Regions from separate parts of the Homo sapiens genome. Here regions 1, 2, 4 and 5 are each linked to region 3. Evidence: chromatin contacts called from ENCODE Hi-C or POLR2A ChIA-PET data. All regions are on one chromosome and are shown on one strand. The core of a region is the stretch at or near the end of the contact, and the rest is flanking DNA. Distances in the headings are between cores, read along the strand shown. Region 1 has its middle 140 kb from the start of LINC02742. Region 2 has its middle 66 kb from the start of LINC02742. Region 3 holds the start of METTL15 (methyltransferase 15, mitochondrial 12S rRNA N4-cytidine). Region 4 has its middle 160 kb from the start of LINC02758. Region 5 holds the start of LGR4 (leucine rich repeat containing G protein-coupled receptor 4).

The links. A loop is a pair of places that touch in the nucleus more often than their neighbours do. ChIA-PET counts read pairs that join two places held with the same protein, here RNA polymerase II (POLR2A). Pooled maps may share reads with other maps.
Region 1: a map of PC-9 shows a loop between it and region 3 (11-fold over the local background). The contact joins the enhancer-like site here to the promoter of METTL15 in region 3. A Hi-C loop is called at or near these places in 2 of 168 maps with a recorded cell type or tissue (IMR-90 and PC-9) and 2 of 50 pooled maps. POLR2A ChIA-PET finds 5 or more read pairs at or near these places in 2 of 52 experiments (BJ and MCF 10A).
Region 2: a loop to region 3 is called in a map of endothelial cell of umbilical vein, with 10 times the contacts of the local background. The contact joins the enhancer-like site here to the promoter of METTL15 in region 3. A Hi-C loop is called at or near these places in 5 of 168 maps with a recorded cell type or tissue (IMR-90, PC-9, chondrocyte and 2 more) and 4 of 50 pooled maps. POLR2A ChIA-PET finds 5 or more read pairs at or near these places in 1 of 52 experiments (A549).
Region 4: a map of endothelial cell of umbilical vein shows a loop between it and region 3 (5-fold over the local background). The contact joins the enhancer-like site here to the promoter of METTL15 in region 3. A Hi-C loop is called at or near these places in 8 of 168 maps with a recorded cell type or tissue (A673, IMR-90, MCF 10A and 5 more), 1 of 37 single-sample maps with no recorded cell type and 12 of 50 pooled maps. POLR2A ChIA-PET finds 5 or more read pairs at or near these places in 3 of 52 experiments (H1, PC-3 and RWPE1).
Region 5: a map of naive thymus-derived CD4-positive, alpha-beta T cell shows a loop between it and region 3 (16-fold over the local background). The contact joins the promoter of LGR4 here to the promoter of METTL15 in region 3. A Hi-C loop is called at or near these places in 1 of 168 maps with a recorded cell type or tissue (naive thymus-derived CD4-positive, alpha-beta T cell) and 8 of 50 pooled maps. POLR2A ChIA-PET finds 5 or more read pairs at or near these places in 1 of 52 experiments (WTC11).

Annotation. Positions count from the first base shown.
Region 1 is chr11:28,757,630-28,761,246 of GRCh38, reverse strand. No RefSeq gene overlaps it. Among named protein-coding and RNA genes, the nearest start is that of LINC02742, 140 kb to the left of the region's middle. Within about 2 kb of position 1,771, at least 4 of the 41 ENCODE cell types and tissues checked have a DNase peak (open chromatin) inside an H3K27ac peak, as active enhancers do; they include IMR-90 and PC-9, where a contact is called at or near this core.
Region 2 is chr11:28,834,057-28,838,206 of GRCh38, reverse strand. No RefSeq gene overlaps it. Among named protein-coding and RNA genes, the nearest start is that of LINC02742, 66 kb to the left of the region's middle. Within about 2 kb of position 1,791, at least 5 of the 41 ENCODE cell types and tissues checked have a DNase peak (open chromatin) inside an H3K27ac peak, as active enhancers do; they include endothelial cell of umbilical vein and mammary epithelial cell, where a contact is called at or near this core.
Region 3 is chr11:28,105,549-28,109,660 of GRCh38, reverse strand. METTL15 (methyltransferase 15, mitochondrial 12S rRNA N4-cytidine) reads right to left here and starts at 1,273. Exons shown (of 7, transcript NM_001113528.2): 1 at 1,209-1,273. It overlaps KIF18A (kinesin family member 18A), which reads left to right and starts at 1,505. Exons shown (of 17, transcript NM_031217.4): 1 at 1,505-1,597. RefSeq lists enhancers at 978-1,057, 1,244-1,767, 1,968-2,227, 1,768-2,292.
Region 4 is chr11:28,700,351-28,704,340 of GRCh38, reverse strand. No RefSeq gene overlaps it. Among named protein-coding and RNA genes, the nearest start is that of LINC02758, 160 kb to the right of the region's middle. Within about 2 kb of position 2,105, at least 4 of the 41 ENCODE cell types and tissues checked have a DNase peak (open chromatin) inside an H3K27ac peak, as active enhancers do; they include PC-3, PC-9 and endothelial cell of umbilical vein, where a contact is called at or near this core.
Region 5 is chr11:27,471,044-27,475,062 of GRCh38, reverse strand. LGR4 (leucine rich repeat containing G protein-coupled receptor 4) reads left to right here and starts at 2,273. Exons shown (of 18, transcript NM_018490.5): 1 at 2,273-2,945. The coding sequence starts at 2,761. It overlaps LGR4-AS1 (LGR4 antisense RNA 1), which reads right to left and starts at 3,332. Exons shown (of 4, transcript NR_131170.1): 1 at 3,231-3,332; 2 at 2,106-2,285; 3 at 1,867-1,895. RefSeq lists silencers at 2,500-2,549, 2,680-2,849, 3,100-3,159.

The DNA.
Region 1 (3,617 bases), core at 522-3,021, 650 kb before region 3:
GCTCTTTTCTGGCCTGTATCCAGTTTATTTCTACCAAGATAGCCACTTTGTAGGAGAGCCCTGACCAAAAGGAGTGTTACGTTTGAGCATGTTGGTCAGGTGAGACACAGAGGAGGCAGAACAACAAAACACATGACATAACAGAAGCATTTGATTACTTACAAATCCACAAGAAAAAAGGATGTTCACAACAGCCAACAGGAAGCGCAGAGATAGCAAGCGTTCTCAACCAGCAGGAGAGAAGTAGGAGAGAGAGGACTAGGCTTTTATTAAGCTTCATGAGCATTATCTGTTTTGCTTTTCCTCAGGGGTTTTGAATTGACTGGTTTAAAGGAAACACATGCGAAGGGGGAAAGTTACTTATATGAGTCAGGTGTTAACCATTAGGTTTATTGTGGTCAGCGGCTTTGGGATTTGTTGGGTTTTGGGTCAGTGAAATGAACAGAGGGCTATATTGCAAAGAACCACACAGAGAGGAAAAGTTTTAACTAGGCCAAAGGTGATGGAGTATAATTGAATTTCAAATACCTATGTCTGGCATAAAAATGGATCCCGAGGCAGCAACTGTATTAAACAAATTGATGTAACTCATTACTCGAATTAGTAAATAAAAAAGGTAATAAATATATGTATCTGAACAAAATAGCTGAACCTGTAATTAAGTTTAATAACATATACTAGTAAATTCTAGGGTAGATTTTTGAGCCATTTTAGATCTTGCATTCTACAAACTTTAAAAGACTACTTAAATAGTGATTCTTCTACCATTAACAAAATAATTCATGGTGAATGGCAATTTGTTTACAGTAATAATATATTTATTTACCATCAGCAATATAATATATAGTTTTAAACCTCAGACCAATGTCCTATCTTTCTTTTGTTCAAAGAATCATCTTTATGGTCTTAAGGCAGAGGATAAACAGCACATTCCATAATGGAGTAAAGTTTTCCTTCAACATCTCAACATTCATAATGAAAGCTAGTCAAGTTTGAAAATATTTTCTTTCACTTCAATCAGACATTACTGGATTAGCTACTTTATGAGTCTATTCCTGCCTGGTCTAGGTTCTTTCTAATTTTCTAAAATAATTTAACTAACAATACTTCTTAGTCCTGGAACTTCAAAGAACATTGACACTCTAAAGAAATGTAATTAACCTCTAGTTCAGAGATGTTTGTGGGATTTTATCTTATTTATCAGCTCTAATAATTTGGTAGTTGCTGCCAGAGTACTATATTGAGAATGATTCTGAGGTTATATCTGGTCTCAGGATGGAAGAATACAATGATCAATTAGTAATGTCTGGCATAGGAAAAAGAGGGATGGCAATGTAATTGCCACTTACTTCCCATCCCTACCATAAGTCAAATTTGTCATTTTAGACTGAGAAAAAAAAAAAAAACAAACAAAAACAGGCTTATCCAAGGTCTCACAGCTATTGAATGATAATGTTTAGTCTAAAAACCCACCATGACTTCGAAACAATATTTTTTGGGGAATAGACATTTGTCACTTTCCAACTTACCATCATCCACTTCCCAATATTTTTATTAGTCCTTTACTGTGTGCCAATGTGGTTGGAAGATGATTTCTAGTTCTTGATTCCTTTTGCTATTCCTTTCTCAACCACAGCAGCTGGGACCTTCCTCTACCTGGCTATACCACAGAACAGGCCAATAAGCTAGGCTTTGCTGATAAGGTGTTTGTTCTGGAACTCTGAATCTTAAGTAATGCAAAGAATGAGGAAATGGGGGAGGGAGGGTTGTTAGATGATCCCATAGCCAGAGTTCATGGATCAGAAAGTTGTTGCAGCATGATTTTGACTACATTTCCTGCTATCTTGATTTACAACTCTTGGTTTTCTAAACCTTAGACTACCAAGTTAATTGTCACTTCTGGGAAACTGATGTCTTTCCAATGCATCTCCTTTTTCTTAAGGCCAGAGATAGGTTCTGTTGCTTCAAACCAGAGATCTTGACTGATAATTTGTTTAGCTCCACAGTCATGAGCAAATGTTAGTGATGCAATGTTTTTCTCAGCCAAATTATACACTTATATTTTCAACCCACAAAAACTGAGTAAAACATTTTTCATTGAAAAATATAAAAGATTCTCCTGTGCCGAAATCATCAATGTTTGACATCAGAAAGTAGTAGGCTGAAGGGTATAAAATGATAAATACCAGTCATCATTTTGTCATTTGATAAAAACATCTACAGTCATGTTATTTCAGACAGTAGACCAGCACAATTATACCATGATATTGGGCCTCTTTTTTTTTTTTTTTTTTTTTTTTTGAGATGTAGTTTCGCTCATGTTGCCCAGGCTGGAGTGCAATGGTGCGATCTTGGCTCACTGCAACCTTGGCTCACCACAATCTCTGCCTCCTGGGTTCAAGTGATTCTCCTGCCTTAGCCTCCCGAGTAGCTGGGATTACAGGCATATGCCATCACGCCTGGCTAATTTTGTATTTTTAGTAGAGACAGGGTTTCTCCATGTTGGTCAGGCTGGTCTTGAACTCCCAAGCTCAGGTGATCTGCCCACTTCGGCCTCCCAAAGTGCTGGGATTACAGGCGTGAGCCACCGTGCCCAGCTGATATTGGTCCTCTTAACATATTTCAAATGTCATCAACATTATCTTATTCTTTCAATGGCAATCATGAAAAAGCAAAAATTAAATAGCTGAAATTACACAAAGACTTGGCTTTATGGATTAAATAAGAACTGACTGGGGAAAATTCCCTCACTTTCTCTGCTCTGTGTTCAGAATATATAATATCTGCTGACGCTAGGTAGTAAAAATATATATATATTTCTAAGATTAAAGTCTGGTTTACAGACATTTTGTTCACATAAGCTGTAACAAACTAGTAAAAAGTCTTACTACAAAAGTCTCCAGTAAAATACATTGGCAAATCTACTCCTAAGCCGTGGTTTACTTATCTGCTGTCAAGAAGAAAAGGTAAGTAGATATGCTGTATGAGAACCTTATAATGTATTTCCATCATACTGATATCACTTTGAGGCTATTCCATAGGGTATATATCACTCTTCTTGACTATTTACATTAAGACTCCATTTAACATTTTTTTCTTTTAGCCTTTCTGTCTTCATTAATGAAAAACGCTACATTAAGAAATTTCTGCTTGCTTTTCCTTCTTGTTTCATATAGAGACCCATGTGTAATCTGCAAAGTAGTCTGAAAAGAATGGCACAAGCAGTCAAAATATTTACATATTTCTCTGTAAAATATTTCATATAAAGATTTAACAGGCGTAAGTAAGCTATGACAAGCATGCTCACTTATCTGAAGAAAAATACTTTGAGCTGATTTTCTGGCACTGAAAGGAAAGCTGGCTAAGTGACATCTTCCTTTATGGAATGCAATGATTAAACCAATGAGTTGTGCTTTACCTTCTCCAGGAAGGTCAGTATGATATGGAGCTGCTTTCAGTGATGCCCAACATATTGCACTTGAACTTACAGAACCTGTCACTAATATCGGTAAGTAAAAGCAAGGCTTAATGTTGAGGTTAAAACAAAAATGAAAGGAATAGAGACCAAAAACAAAATAAAACTGTATGAGAATGTAAATATTATATGAATAATTTCA
Region 2 (4,150 bases), core at 542-3,041, 730 kb before region 3:
GTAAGATTTTATAGAATACATTTCATCTTTATCATACTGTACTGTTGACCATTAAACTTGATTAATAACAATGATACAGCAATAATCATAATTTTTCAATGTGAAATTTCAGGTACATTCCCAAACACTTTACATATACTTTTGTTAAATTATATACTCACTACTACTATACAATTATTTTTCTTTTTTTTTTTTGAAACAGAGTCTCGCTTTGTCACCAGGCTGGAGTGCAGTGACACAATCTTGGATCACTGCAACCTCCGCCTCATGGGTTCAAGCAATTTTCCTGCCTCAGCCTTCCGAGTGGCTGGGATTACAGGCGCCCACCACCATGCCCGGCTAATTTTTGTATTGTTAGCAGAGATGGGGTTTCACCATGTTGGCCAGCATGGTCTGATCTCTTGACCTCGTGATCTACCCGCCTTGGCTTCCCAAAGTGCTCAGATTACAGGCATGAGCCACCGTGCCTGGCCTACCACTATTTTTCAAATAAAGAGACTTAGTATCAGCGATTGAAGAAACTTGCCTAAGATTTCAGAGTTGTAAGCACCTAACCTAGAATTTGTGCCCATATCTGTCTAACATGAAGTGAAATCACTATGTTATTCTGCCTTTAAATTTTATAGTTGGTGTTGTTAACCAGATATGATAATGGAAACCACAAAACATGTACATTAATCTAGATGTTACAGACTCAATGAAAGAGTGACTATTATTTGGATCATAAATCCCAATTTATGGGATGAAATGATGAAGTCATATGATCAGAGGAACTATCTTCTCTGAATTGAGGGGCTGATACATCAATACAGGATATTTTAAGGACACTGAGGTTTTGAGCACTGAAGAAGATGCACTTTCTGTGTCCTGATAGAGTGGGGATCCCAGCTGAAATGTAACGGGTTGGGGTACAAAAAGGGCTGGACATCTTTGGTAAATTGCTGGAAGAGTCCTATCTAAAGTTAATTTTAATAAAGTGCATCTTACAGAGCCATGAACAAAAAGGTGGACCCAGTTTGAAAGCCAGAATCAGAGGAGAAGAACAAATCTGACTGCAATAAGCTGTTTCTTAGATTGATCTCCAAGTACAGCCACTTCCTCAGACTAGATTCTAAGATTCTAAATCAGTGTTAATGAGAATATGAGTGAAGGGGATGGGAGGGGACTCTATATAAAACACCAAAGTTTTCTCTCTCTTCAGATAAATCTTACCTGTCTTTAATCAACTCTACAGCAGTTCACTACTTTGATAAGGACACTTACTCCTCTCACCACCCAGCTTATAATACTTTACTCTTGAGTAAGACATCAGACCTTAACGAGGCTATTCTAGCTCTTATAGGCATCAGGTTGCAGCATTCTCTCCCTTATTCTCTGTAATTTACCTACTCTGGATTTTTTCAGATCCTGAGAAGTTTCACACTCCAACTGGCACAGAATCTTTGGGTGATTTCTTTTGCTGTGATAATGGACCCCTTGTTCCCACTCTGTGCATCCCTACATTACTTAGCTAGTGCTTACTAATCCTTCAAATCTCATAGCAGTCTCTTCCTTTAGAATTCTTCCTGTGATTGTGGTCTTGTGTGCGTCATTATTGGACTTATTTGAGTAAAGTCTGGCTCTTCTACTTAACGTGGGTGCTTTTGCTAACTATTTTATATCCAGCACCAAGCACTATGCCTGGACTGAGTACACATTCTTTAAATGTTTGCTCCATGAATAAATGGACTTTGGTACCAACGGAATGCTGCTTTAGAACCCTCTAACAGGATATAACACAAGAGAATGAAAGCCAATCCCTCCTTCTTTCACAAAAGAAAATTACACAGCCCAGTGATCACTTCCTGTGTCCCATCACAGCATGAGACTGGCAAGAGCTGGCAATGCCCTGCAGCATCAGACTGCAGAACTCTGTAGAAGCTATGGAGGTTCCTGGCAGTGTCTGAAAAATGTAGTGACATTTTTACATTTAGTGGGAGTGGGAGTCTAGGCAGGAGACAAGTGGAAAATTAGTATCACCAGGTAACTAGTCAAATTGATGATGGAGATATTTTCTTGATCATGTTTGAGACATCTTCTAAGAACTCTCAAAACATAACTCTTGAAGGTTTTTAAAAATCTGAATGTCCTGATTTGGTAGATTCAGGCTCAAGTATTTAAAATTTCAAGACGAGTGTGTTAATTTCCCACTAATCCAGACCAAGGTCAAGGCCCTGTTAGAGGAAGAAAGTCAGTGATCGCTGACTCATGGCCAGCAATTAGAATGTAGGTGCTGGCTCTTTGCTCATAAACCACATGATTTAGGACAATTAGAGGATAATGTTGCTTCGGGATTTCTACATTTAGCATTTGGGCCTATCTCTTGTTTTATTATTTCTTTATTATTCTATAGTTGTAGATGTGCTTTCAGAATTTACTGAGCCTCAGTATTTAGAATAATGTATTGCTGTTAATGTGTTTTTTTAGCCACAATCTTAAACATTTCCATCTTTCTATTACTTGGAAACCATATTAGTTAATACATCAATTTCATAACATTGCAAAAAGATTTAAGACATTACACATATTACCCTAATTTGCTTCTTAGGATAATATGTCAAGATTTCTCCCCATATATATATATTTTTCAAACAACCATTCCAGATGTCTTTGGCTGTAGTTTGCTCCCAAGAGGGAAGAGTGTGGTGATGGACCACCCAGATTCTTTTTGCTAAGCTAATGCAATGGGAAATTAAGTCTTTGCACTGCCATCAGTCCCCAAGCCTTCCATTCCTTTTTCTTGTCCCTTAAATTATTAGCAATTCCTGTTGTTCATTTTTTTAAAAGCATTTCTATGGGCCTTTCATCTTGTGCTCATCTCCCCTCATGGTTTTTTTTTATATATACTTTAAATTCTAGGGTACATGTGCACAACGTGCAGGTTTGTTGCATATGTATACATGTGCCATGTGCGTATGCTGCACCTATTAACTCATCATTTACATTAGGTATATCTCCTAATGCTATTCCCCCCCTCCCCCAACGTGGATGAAGCTGGAAACCCTCATGTTCTTAATGCCAGCAACATCTGCTGGTCCTGAAAAGCTTGCTGGCTGATACACTCAGATTGTTAACATAATACTAACAGTCAAATACTTGGTGACTCATGACCTATCAATTGACTTTCAGCTCTTGTTCTTTCAGTTTAAAACTGGCAAATTAAAAAGAAAATACATGCAAATTCTGCAAACAGAGACAGCCTTTTGTCAGCTGGAATCGAATTTCCTTGTAGTCTTTTTTCAATGAATTTCTCAACTTTTCTTCTTCCAGCACACTCCCTTTTACCTCAATTTTTGCTAAGGAGTGTTTCATTTTCTTCTCATTCTTCTCAGTTGCCTAACTCTTACCTATGAAGCCTCTCTCAAGTCTATATTTTCAGTGAAGCTCTCACTCACTAATGCAATAGTTGTAGGCTTCATAGCTACTGGGAATCTCCATCCAGATGTGCCACAAGCAATTCACTTCCTGTGCTCCTAAAAAGAATTATCACATGAAGTGAGAAAATCTAAAAATGGTATTCTTTTACTATCCAGAATATTTTCCATGAAAAACCACTGAGGAAACACAAAATAATTGTGATTTCAGAAATGATATCTCAATAACTTTTCTTTCAAGACACCTTTTTCCTTAGCTAAGCTGTGATGAAATCAAACTTCTGATGATACCAACATAATCAATTACTGTGCTAAAAATTTTCCTAATCACTAAATTTTCCTGGTGATATTATGACCAACTGACATCAAATTCCCTTCCAAGTTGAATCCCTCTTTCCCTATACCTCAACAGCCTCTGTTTCCCCATTGCATATTTCAGTGAGCACCACTAAATATCCACCCAGTCCTCTGAGAATCTTTTTTCCCAATCCTCAATACCTAAAGAATTGATTTTTACATGTAGCATTTTAACATTTATACAGTTTTCCTCCATTCTATTCATTTCTGTCCTAACACTTCCTATCTTCAGGCTTTCATCACCTCACTCCTCAATTTTTGCAAGATACTCAAAAGATTTCTTCCTATATTGGTCCATACCTTGTTCAATACATTCTTCTCAATGATTCTGGAATAGTTTTCCTAAAACAAGAAATGTAATTATGTCATGTCCTTACTTA
Region 3 (4,112 bases), core at 24-2,523:
CTGGCAAAATATGCATATTTTCAGACTGGATTAAGATATTCTCTTAATGTCACTTAATCCAGAAAGTATTTCAGAGACAAATGACTCAATTCTGAATTGCCTTGCCTGTATAGTTCAAGACAAAATTTTGTGTTAGGAATTTTCTGAAAACTTCAGTTTTCTCTCAGAAAAATGAAAATAATATTACCTACGTCTCATGGGCTGTTTTGAGAATTAACTGAGAGACCATATGTAAAGGGACTAATAAAATACCTGGGAAGTCAAAACGTAAAGTACTATACAATGAGTTCTTACTGGAAATAAAGACATCTCGATTTTATTACCAAGACCAGCAGCACACAAATAACCATTTCATTAGCTAAGATACACGTAATACAGCCAAAAATAAGTAGTAGCTTTATTGATCCTCTGTCTAGTGATCAGAAACAATAATATAACATGCATCACATACAGTACACAATACTCCCGATTTTCCTCAACAGGAAATAAATGTCCATAATACAGAGGTTTCCATATATTGTTGCATTTATAATACTCTGCATGGGTATGAGTCATCCTATTTATAAAGTGATATTGAATCCACAAAATATAAGCTCCAAGAGGGAAGAGTTTGATTCCATTGCATACTATTGTGTCTAAAATCTAAATAATTGCTAAATGGATACAATAACAGTAATATATAGAACAATGAAATTCAGATACTGTTATTAAAAACACCCTGCCAAATAAAGTTATTTTAGCAAACGTATTTCCGATTTGTTCCAGGTATTTTCTCTCTTTTTAAAGTGTCTATGCTGAAATAATATCTATAACCTGGGACTTAAAAAAAATCACTTCACCTAATAATAAACCAAGCCAAAATCTTTAAATTTATTTTGTTATGCCATCATTAGACAGAGAATGTAAAAAGTAACCAAACAGAAAATAGTTTCACGGTCAGTACTAATGGGAGTAGGCCTGGAAGTCCTGAGAAATGAAGCCTGAGGCCTCAACCCAAAAGATCTCCAATTAATTCAGGTGAAGAGACCCCACATTTTGGCCCATATTAATGTGTCTGGAAGAAACAGGTCCCTACAACTTCTTGGAGGCCTCACTACTCAGAGAAAAGAAAATAAACACCCAGAACCCATTAATCCACACCCAAACTCCACCTCTCCCCCTAGCAGAGGGCATAGGCCAACCCCTGCCCGCAGCAGTCTCACTCACACCCTTAACTCTGGGACCGGGCCCTGCACCCGCCGGTCTACAGGAGGCCTGGTGATCTCAAGTGGCTGCCTCCCACCAGCAGCTCCGGCCTAGCCCCGCCCACTTTGGCCACCGCCTCCGGAAACGGCCGCGCGCGTTGCCACGGTGACGAGCAAGCAAAGAGCTTCCCCTGCGCAGCCAGGCTGAGCTTCTTGGCGCCAAGCTGCCGCGAGCCGTGACAGCGTCCGACGTGATGACATCACGCGAGCGGCAGCCAATGAAACGAAGCGCTGAGGAAAGTGGCTTGGGTTTGAATATTGTGGTTGAGTCTGAAGCGCTGGGAGGCGGACATTAAAGTGAAGTGGTTGCGGTAACCTGGCCTGGGCCTGAAGTGAGTGAGAGGCACATGAAGGTAAAACTGGACTCTGGGACGCTCCTTTTGGTGACTTGTATTATTGGGAACGGAGGGTCCTGCCGCTTCAGGTCTAGAAGACCAGGTGGGCTTCTTGACAAACACAGAAGCGTTGAGGGGTGGGGGATCAGGGTACCTGGGGAGAAAGTGAAAGGAAAAAGGGATTCGAGAACCTGCTAAGAGCACAGCTCTGCTTGACCGTAATCCTCGACTGCTCAGCTGGAAGGGCAGGGATCTCCTTAAGTCCTGAGAGGAAGTCTTAAGTTTTAAAGGGCATCTTGGCCCCTTTCCCAGACTGGCAGAGAACTTTAACTGCCCAGCACCTTGTAGTGTCAGCTTTTTTCCGGACTCCAAATTGGGAGTGTTTTGTTTCAGACTCACATATAAGCGTACCCAGGGGCTTACCTATCAAACGAGGAGCTTTTGTTCATCACTGCATAAAATTTTTGTCTGAAGAGCTTTAACTGTTAGTCTTGCACTGGTCAATCGGGAACCCCTCCTGAGCCCCAGTTGTAGGTAGCATCGAGATAAAAGCCGCTCTGACTGCCTAACGGGATTGCCGAGGATCAGATGAGGTACGGAAGAGATACTGTTTGGCAAATGCTCTGCAGATGAAATTAAACTGTAAACATTTAGAATCAGTCCTATAGTCTGTTCTTGGTTTCCGCAGGACTTTTTTTTTTTTTTAGGAGCTCATTAGTCACTCAGTTACAGAGAAGCCAAGACTGACTGCTGTTTATTATATGAGAAGAGAGTATTTGACCAGAATGAACTGATTTTGTGGTATAATATATAGTTTAGATTATGGATAATTAGGTAGAAATTTAGGCACTCTACAGATTTTAATTTTTAGTGTCATTCCACCACGTCTAGCCTCCTGTTTCGTTTTTGTAAGGTTTTTATAAACTTTGATGCTAGAGAATGTGATATCCAATGACTAGATAGTGCTTCTTATTAAGTTCATAGTTTGTAAGAACTATTTCAATAAACAAAGATTATCTACAAAGCACAATCACAAAGAAAAAAACTTAAAAGATTATCTGCCTTTAATAGTAGTAATTAATCTCCTTTTCTATTATTTATTCATTTATTTGAGACAGAGTCTCGCTCTGTGGTCCAAGCTGGAGTGCAGTGACGTGATCGCTGCTCACTGCAACCTCCACCTCCCAGGTTCAAGCAATTCTCGTGCCTCAGCCTCCCGAGTAGCTGGGATTACAGGCGTTTGCCACCACACTCGGCTAATTTTTGTATCTTTGGTAGAGACGGGGATTCACTGTGTTGGCCAGGCTGGTCTCGAACTCCTGACCTCAAGCCATCTGCCCGCCTCGGCCTCCTAAAGTGCAGGAATTACAGGTGTGAGGCAGGGCACCCAGCCCTTCCTCTTCTACTATTGAAAAGTATTTACAAATACATAATATTTTTATATTGAAAGTGCATCTTGTCCCATCATAGAAATACCCCAAATCAATTAAGAGACACGATAAAAATGATTTTTTTTTTTTTTTTTTTTTTGCTGACAACTGTGAAAACTAAGAGGAAAAAAAATAGCTCAGCTGTCAGTGCCGGCCTTCCCTCCAGTTGAACCTTTTATTCTTCCCTGATGGTTGTAAGTTGGTGGGAGTAGTGCCCCCAAGACTGATATTCCAAAAAGAGCTTTAAGATGGACTGTAGATGATAGTGTTGAGTATCGTTTTCAGTCCTATACAGTGTTTGTTGAATCTGAATCTAATTCAGGTTTGAGTTTGTATTTAATATATCATAACTGTCACTCTACTTCTGTATCATTGTTTGGAAGCATTCTCTTCTGATTCCAGTAGAACCTAGCTGTTAATAACATGGACTTTAGATTTGTACCCGTTAAGGAGTTTGTGTTTTATTCTTCTGGTGAGAAGTCATTGGAGACTTTAGAGCAGGTGAATGCCATGTGATGCATCACATGATCTGAATGCTTTTGATGAACGTATCAGTGAATACAATCAATGAATTAAATTTATTATAGTACTTTCATAAAATTAGGGGTGAATCTTTGACTGAATTGACTTATATTTGACATTTGGTTGCCCACTTGTTACGTCATCTTGGAAAAGTTACTTATCCTAAGGCTAAGTCTTTGTTTTTGTAAAATGGAAATACTACTACAACCTACCTTACGTGATTATTATAAGGATTGAATGCAATGACGAATGTCAAGTGTTTACTATAATGCATGAGACAGAGTGTACATACTCAAATGAAAAGCATTGTTGTTCATTATTAATAATTATCACCATATCAACCTAATCTAAGCATTGTTAAAGCATACTTATTGAGAATGGCCACTCTGTGATATCTGACAAGTACAGAGAAATCATAATCAGTTTTATTTTCACATTCAAGAGCTCCTGTGCCAGGCCCTGAGGTTTCTATCAAAAGTAAGGAAATATAAGAGAGTGGTACCAGAAGCTGAGTTTTGGGGGAAATAGGGAGATTTTGGTCAAAGGGTACACTTTAAGTTATAAGATAAATAAGTTCATGG
Region 4 (3,990 bases), core at 856-3,355, 590 kb before region 3:
ATTTACTTACACTAGAAAGGAAACTCCATGAAGGTAGGATTATATTACAGTTTTATTAATTTCTCTTTTATTTATCTTATTTTTTGCTGCTGCATCCTTGTGTCTAAAACAGTGACGACAGTACAAACTCTAAATATTTGTTGAGTGAATGGATGTTGTTATGTTGATAAGAATTTGGACTATGGTGGCAACAACTGTTTGAAAAGGAAGAAAAGAAAAAAATCAAAGGAGAAGGGAAACAGATGGAAAAAAATCGCAAGTACTAAGTGGTCTGCTGGAAAAAAGGAGGAAGGAAGGAGAAAGACTGAGGTTGTCACAAGAGCAGCCCATTGTCACTCATATTTCTTAATATAATTGCATAAAACTAACTCTCACACAGGCACCCCTTCCCCTAAAAGTAACAATGACACAAATGAAGGGAACAAAAGCCTCCTATCATCAAAAAAATATCACTTTTCATAAGGTAAATCCTCTCAACACATTAAGGAAGACAAAAAGAAACTCAGCATGTCTCAATTTCAAAAAGGTTCTATTTTTAAGCAAGGCACAATTATTGGTAGGAAAATAGGTCTGAATATTAAATGACTTGCCCGAAAATAGTGTAACCATTCCTTGAGCACAGCGAGCCTGATAATTTTCTCGGTATATTTTCTAGTACCCAGATAGTGCCTAGCATTTAATTGACTCCTGATACATGCTTAGAGAACTGAATAGGACTAAAATACAAGGAGAAAGTTAAACATTCGTCTAAATTGCTCTCAAACCTCTATGATCCCTACTACTTGAGTTGTTTGACAAATAAGAGTTACAGTTTTTTAGATGATGTCATATACTACTCAATTTGTTGTCAACAAAGAGTTTCAGTAACACCTGAAATCCATGCTAAGTGCAGTACAAAAGACAGAAATAAATTATACTATATACCATAATCATAAAAATAGTTCAATACATATGTATTTATTAACTTAAAAGCCTGCAGTCTTTTGACCTCAAGAAACCTCCAATCTAGTGGGAAGGTGAGAAGTGCATACTAAGAAAAACTATAGAAAAATCTGATATATAATCCAATTAAATTATTTTTAAAAGGAAAAAGCCAAGTTGTACAGATATTCATGTAAGGGAAAAAATAATGTAGACAGAAAAGCTTTATATAGGTTGTGAAATAAACTAGCCCCTTTGGGGAAAATACAGCAAGGGAGAGTAAGGAACTGATCAAATGGCAGGCGGGGGAGGAGGGTTAAGATAAGAACATTCCAGATGGGAGGATCATTAAGGTAGGCTGGGCACAATGGTGCATACCTGTTGTCTCAGCTACTTAAGAGGTTGAGGCAGGAGGATCACTTGAGCCCAAGAGTTGGAGACCAACCTGGGCAACATAATGAGACCCTGTCCCCCCAAAAAAGGGTATTCCAGAGATGTCACAAACAACATAATGAAAAAATATGACTCTTCCTCAATTCCAGAGTAAGACATAATAGGCAAGAAAACATAATAGGCAACACTTACTTGAGAAACAGCCTCTGAATCCTCAAGTCTTGACCACCCTAGGAGAGTAGATGATAATCAACTCTTTTTAACTTCTCTATGATACAGAAAAGAGCCAGAGCCACAGAGAAGGATAAAGAGAACAGCTCTCTGAAAGTCCTCCTACAAACTACAGGAAATAAAATCATTGAGAAGGGAGAAAAGGAGAGCTGTACACTTCTAAATCTTGACATTGCTCAGCAAAGCACCTTGCCTTAATAAAAATGAAATCTTCACAAGTTATACATATTTAATTTACTGATTCAAAGATGAGTCAGAAGAGGAAAACAATAGTTGTGAACCTTTCAGTGGGAGGAAGAGATGTTTTCTAAAGTGTTCCCAAAGCCTTTCCGAGGTCAATCTTGTCCTGAGGTTGCAGTAAATGCATAGAATTTGTATTCTTAGAAGTGGCTTGATGAGACCAGAGTAATCATAATTCTTATGAAGTAGATGTCATTAATCAATAGGAGGGGATATAAAAAGTCACACTTCTCCCTCCCTGTGCCAGGAAGGAGGATGGCATTCCATTTCTGGATGTATGCCATAGCCGGCAGTGACTCATCCTATGCCAACATACCACAGGGACGTGAGGGGAAAAGGAAGAAGTGAGGACTGTGACAGCCCAGGAAAGCAGTGGCCACCATAATCAATCCAACACAAGCCTTTTGTAATAGCTTCATTAATAAGAGTTTTGCTGAATCAGAGGCCTTTAGAGCTGGAAGAGGCTTCAGTGAGCATGTAGTAAAAAACCCTCTTTTTACAGATGAGCAAACTGAGTCCCAGAGGAAGATATGACTGCTCCAAGGACAGAAAGCAAGTGAATGGCAGAGACCAACACAGAGCCAGGAGCCCTCGATCACATCTCTGTACTACTACTCCTTTCGTAACAATCACAATAATGATGAAAACGTCCCAACCATCTGCATTCCAGAAACCATTTGTAGGTTGGTTGGGGAACTTAGTGTCCCCATAAAAATCATGATGTGTGAGATGGGGCTTTGGAGAGCAGTGATGAAATATTTAAGGGGACTGGAGTTGGGGCAGGGGGGTAATGACAGTTTCCAGATTAGTCCTTAAAACTTACTTCATCTAAAATCTATTGGAATAACCACTCTACAAATGAAACATGATTACAGCCAAGTCCCTTCCATAGCATTCCTATGGAATAATGCAGTTGGAATATAGGTGAAGGAGGCAAGCATGTACATTGTACCCTGAATGCCAATGACTCTTGCCAGAGAATCATGGATGGAATGTGGATGGAGGAGCTGTGTTCCAGCAGCATTAACTCTGCACTAATAGGAAAGGCAAGTCTTTCATTCAGTCACTGCCTAGTTGTCCTGATAAGAGGGTAAAAGGGAAGCAACAAAGGGTAGTGCTTTACTGTGCCACTCCCCCATTCAGATGTAGGCTTTACTAAGTCTGGTTCTCAAGATCCAGGTGTGTGACTGACCCACTGTGAGCTTTGCACTGAACTGGATTCTTTCATATGGTCTAGCTTGTAAGCAAAGACTGACCATTGCTGAATGGCTAGGGAGGATTGGATATAATTGCACTGACAACAACAATAAAGATAACAGATAGCTAAATGTTACTGTTTATATATTATTATGTGCTGCGTAATATGCTAACAATTGTACATATGTTGTTGGTACTCTTTACACCATTTAGGTTGATGATATTATCCTCACTTTATAGAAGATGAAACTGAGGCTTAGGACAATAAAACAACTTATTCAGTACAGTTTATAAGAAATCGAGGATACTAACACAGAATTGTCTGACTCACAAGTTTAGCCTTGCAAAAATGCCATAAAATAAAGCCCTTCAAGCCATATTGGATTCTACTTTGGGCATAATTAGCACTGGATACCAGTCAAATGCCACAGCCTCAGGTGTCACTGAGCTAGGATGTGGCAAGACTAAAATGTGATGATTTTCATTCATCAAATACATTTATAAAATGACTATCTATAAGGAAGCACACACCATGGAAGGCACTAGAATAACAAGATGCATAAAGTCCCTGACCTCATTAAGTTTCAGAATCATATCTTTGCAGTCTTGCCCACCAATACCTTCAACAAGAGCACCTAGATCATGTGTGTGTGTTTTTTTTAATTGACAACAATCATCTACCCTGGATTTTTTAGGCCAGTTTATATTTTAAAAAACTACCTCTTGGTCAGACCACTTTATCACTTTTTTGTACACTGAGATCAATTTCTCAACTGGTCTCTCAACCAGCACTTTCTCATTCCCCTCTAGACTATCATAATTATTTCTGCCAAATTTATTCCTCTGAAGCATAGCTCCTTGTTATCCTGTATTTACAGCTGAAGAAACTAAGGCTTAGAGAATCTCAGGAGCTTGGCAAGAGTATAACAATCAAGAAATGGGGGAGCACAATTCAGAGCCAGGTTCATCTATCACTGAGTCCATGTTCTTCCTCTCACTCCGTATCTA
Region 5 (4,019 bases), core at 1,024-3,523, 640 kb after region 3:
TGTGCAACAAAATGCTGGTTTCTGGGCCCCACTTAGGCCTACTAAATCATTCTGCATTTTTAATCAAGATTTGCATATAAGCCGGACTCCGTGGCTCATGACTGTAATCCCAGCACTTTGGGAGGCCAAGGCAGGTGGATCACTTGAGGTGAGGAGTTTGAGGCCAGCCTGGCCAACATGAGAAACCCCATCTCTACTAAAAAAAAAAAAAAAAAAAAAAAAAAAAAAGTAGCTAAACATGGTGGTGGGCACCTGTAATACCAGCTACTGGGGAGGCTGAGGCAGGAGAATCACTTGAACCCGGGAGGTGGAGGTTGCAGTGAGCCAAGATCACGCCACTGGACACAGTGAGTGAGAGTCCGTTTCAAAAAAAAAAAAAAAAAAGAAGAGATCTTAAAGAAACGATTACAGAAACTAACTTTACAATTTCTTCCTTATTTGTTCATGACAGTTGCTAGAAAATAATGGAAATGATTTAGACGATGAAAGCCTATTTAGGGAAGGCTCTAAGAGTACCAGATTAGGAGCCAGGAGCCCAGGAGCTGTTCCGTGATGATGTTGGGCAGAACACACTCTCTCTCGAGCCTCAGATTTCTTATCTATAAAACCAGAGTTTTCTGGGGGTCTTTAAGTTGTCTTTCAGCCCTGCAGTGAGAGGAGATATGTCATTCCTAAAACTTGAAATGAAGGCATATGTTTATTTATTAACTCTCTAGCTTCTAGACAGATTTACTGTATGTGACTTATGTGCCCAACCTGACATTATCTTTTAGATAAACTCCCAAATACAAAGATGATAAAATTTTTTCATTTTAAACTTATAGGTCTGCATCAACCTGTTTCCATTGTCCTAAGTTTTATTTACATACGATGGCTAGTCAACTTTATATGATAATTATCTTTAAATCCTGCTTTTTTTTTTTTTTTTTTTTTTTTTTTTTGAGACAGAGTTTTGCTCTTGTTGCCCAGGCTGGAATGCAATGGCGCGATCTCCAGCTCACCGCAACCTCCGCCTCCCGGGCTCAAGCAATTCGCCTGCCTCAGCCTCCCGAGTAGCTGGGATTACAGGCATCTGCCACCACACCCGGCTAATTTTGTATTTTTAGTAGAGACGGGGTTTCTTCATGTTGGTCAGGGTGGTCTAGAACTCCCAACCTCAGGTGATCCGCCCGCCGCAGCCTCCCAAAGTGTTGGGATTACAGGCGTGAGCCACCGCGCCCGGCCGAATCCTGCTTGTTTTAATGTATTCATTAAAAATGTCTCCATTATAGAGTAAAACGACTCAACGCCATGGCAGAGAGCAAGAAACGAAGTACCCTTAAAGCCGTAGTTGGTACAGGTAATGATTCCGTGGGGTCTATTAGGCCACAGGGACTCAAAATCCAGAAGAGGAGGGAATGCTGATAATTACCTAACACCAACGTTGCTGCTGGCTTCTCAGCCGTAGTCACCTCCCACTCAGATGTTTTGGAAATTGTCCAGTGTTCAGAAACATCACTTTCTCTGACCTTTTACAAAATTCCTGTGTTTCAGGATTTTAAAGTGCGTGAGAAAGGAGTCTAATTTGCAGTCACCAAAAACACCAAATACAGAGAGAGGACTGGGGAGAATGAATTGCTAAGACTTAGCTACCAAATGTGTATCAAGATAGGTGTAAAGATCCCAGGTGAAGTGAGGCACTGGAGAGGGTACACTTTTAACTTAGTGTATAGCTAAAACCCAAAGATGTGTGTCAGATCGAGGGAAACTTTTTTCCTCCTCTTCAAAATCTTTTTTCCGTTTGCAGAGCTCCAGACGTCCTCGCCCTTTGGAACAGCGGAGAGTCATTTAAAACTTAACTGAACGCTGGAGGGAAGTTCTACTTACCAGGTCATCCAATTTAGGAGATCCAATTTCTGCGGAGGGAACAAAAAGACGGGTGGGGGAGGGAAAAACTAGACCCCTTGTCCTACTATCCTTCTACCTTCAATCCACAACCTGCCAGACAAATCCAGCCAAGTCAAGATTTTGCCTTGAACCACCACCACCACCACCACCACCACCGCCGCCACCACCACCACCACCACCGCCGCCACCACCACAACCACCACCACCTTGTCACTCACGCCCGAGAAACACGCCCCTCTGGTCCTCCTCTTGGCCAATGGCGGCTCTCCTCTCTGCATAGTAATGAGCTCGAGACCTCCCCGGGCCAATGGCGCTCCGGGAGAAGGGATACTTTTGCATGTACCTAAGTGATTTGCATAAGCCAGCGGCCGGGGGTTTGGGAACCAGAGCGTGCAACCCTAGAAGGGAAAAGGACGGGAAGAGATTGAGCCGCGGCTGGGAGACAGCGAGCCAGAGTCTGGGTGTTTGTGCGAGAGCCACGGCGGGGGCTGGGGCGAGTGGCCGGCATGGCTGAAGGCTGCGCTCTGCAACCTTGAAGAGCCGCTGCATTGAGAGGCCAGGGACAGGGAGACCGGTGCGATGGCAGAGCGCGGCCCCCGCCGCTGCGCCGGGCCGGCCCGGCTGGCGTGAGCCGCCGGAGGAGCGGGGCTGCCTCTGCGCGTCCATGGAGCAGCGGGAAGGGCGAAACTCCGGAGCGCCGCGTCCCTGCGCCGCTGCGGCGGACTGCTGAAGGGGCCGAGCCCGCGCGGACCGCCGAGGAAGAGACCCCCGCTCCAGCCCGCAGGCCGGCTGCCCGGGGGCGGCGGGGGACATCGGAGGGCAGCGGAGCGAGCAGCGCCGCGGGAGAGGCCGGCGCGGGAGGCGGCCGCAGCAATGCCGGGCCCGCTAGGGCTGCTCTGCTTCCTCGCCCTGGGGCTGCTCGGCTCGGCCGGGCCCAGCGGCGCGGCGCCGCCTCTCTGCGCGGCGCCCTGCAGCTGCGACGGCGACCGTCGGGTGGACTGCTCCGGGAAGGGGCTGACGGCCGTGCCCGAGGGGCTCAGCGCCTTCACCCAAGCGCTGTGAGTGCGGGCGGCGGGGACGCGAGGGGGGGGGAGGAAACGGGGCCCAGCGGGGGGCGCCGCGGGGCGGAGCCAGGGGTCAGTCCCACCCCACCCCGCCCCGCCGCCGCCCGGGCCTGGGGAGGGGGTCCGCCGGTCACCTGCGTGCGGGCTGCCTGGCACCCACTCCTGTGCCACGGGCTTTCCGCACTTTGCTAGTCCGGGTTCGAGCCAGCAGTAGCTTTCGTTCCCAGACTTTTTGGGCACAAGCACCCTCCCACCCCACCGCGCACACCCCCAACTCACAAGTGCATCTGGGGCCAAGAAGGAGGAAGTAATCTAAAAACGCTTGCCCCTGGCAGCCTGTCCACGCGACCTTCCCTTCTCATGAGGGCCCTCGCTCAGCGGGCAGGAGTTCCGCTACTGGCGGGGCTGAGGGCGCCGAGAACTTGGCCTCAGTCTGCATACCGAGGCATGTCTCGTGGGGAAGCACCTGGAGCCTCCTGGGTTCCAGCATGTGGGGAGAAGAAACACCTGTACCTCAGTCAGGGCGAATCTCCTTCCAATTTGGCCCCATCCAGGTAGTGCGTCCCGGCACCTACCTCGGCCCAGTTCCACTCGGGACTACCCCACTAACGCCCAGGCTTCTGCAGCACGCAGGGGAGTCCGAGAAAACAAGGGAGAATTACAGGGTTCTGTTGGTGGACATGCTCTTACCCAACAAGGCCTTTTAAAGAAGGAATGCTGACCTGAGGTGCAGGATGTTGGAAGAGAAGCAAGTTCCGGAGCATATGCTCAGCCCAGGCTGCAAGGTAGCAGCAGGTTTCTAATGCACCTTCACGCAGCCAGCAGATCTTTTCTTTTGAGCTGCCTGAGATCGAGAGACACACTGAAATGTTTCAGACTTACAAAATCGCCCTGCCAAAACGGACTTGAGAGCTTTAGACGTTCCCTTGAGAAAAGAAGAGGAATCTGAACTAGGTTGTGGAGGTGGTGGCAAAGGCCACGGATAGAGGAGGAACAGGGTAGGGTTTTTGTGTTCTTATTGCTTCTTGCGTTGCGTGGCCAGCTGAATGCTTAAATCAGGAGCAGTCG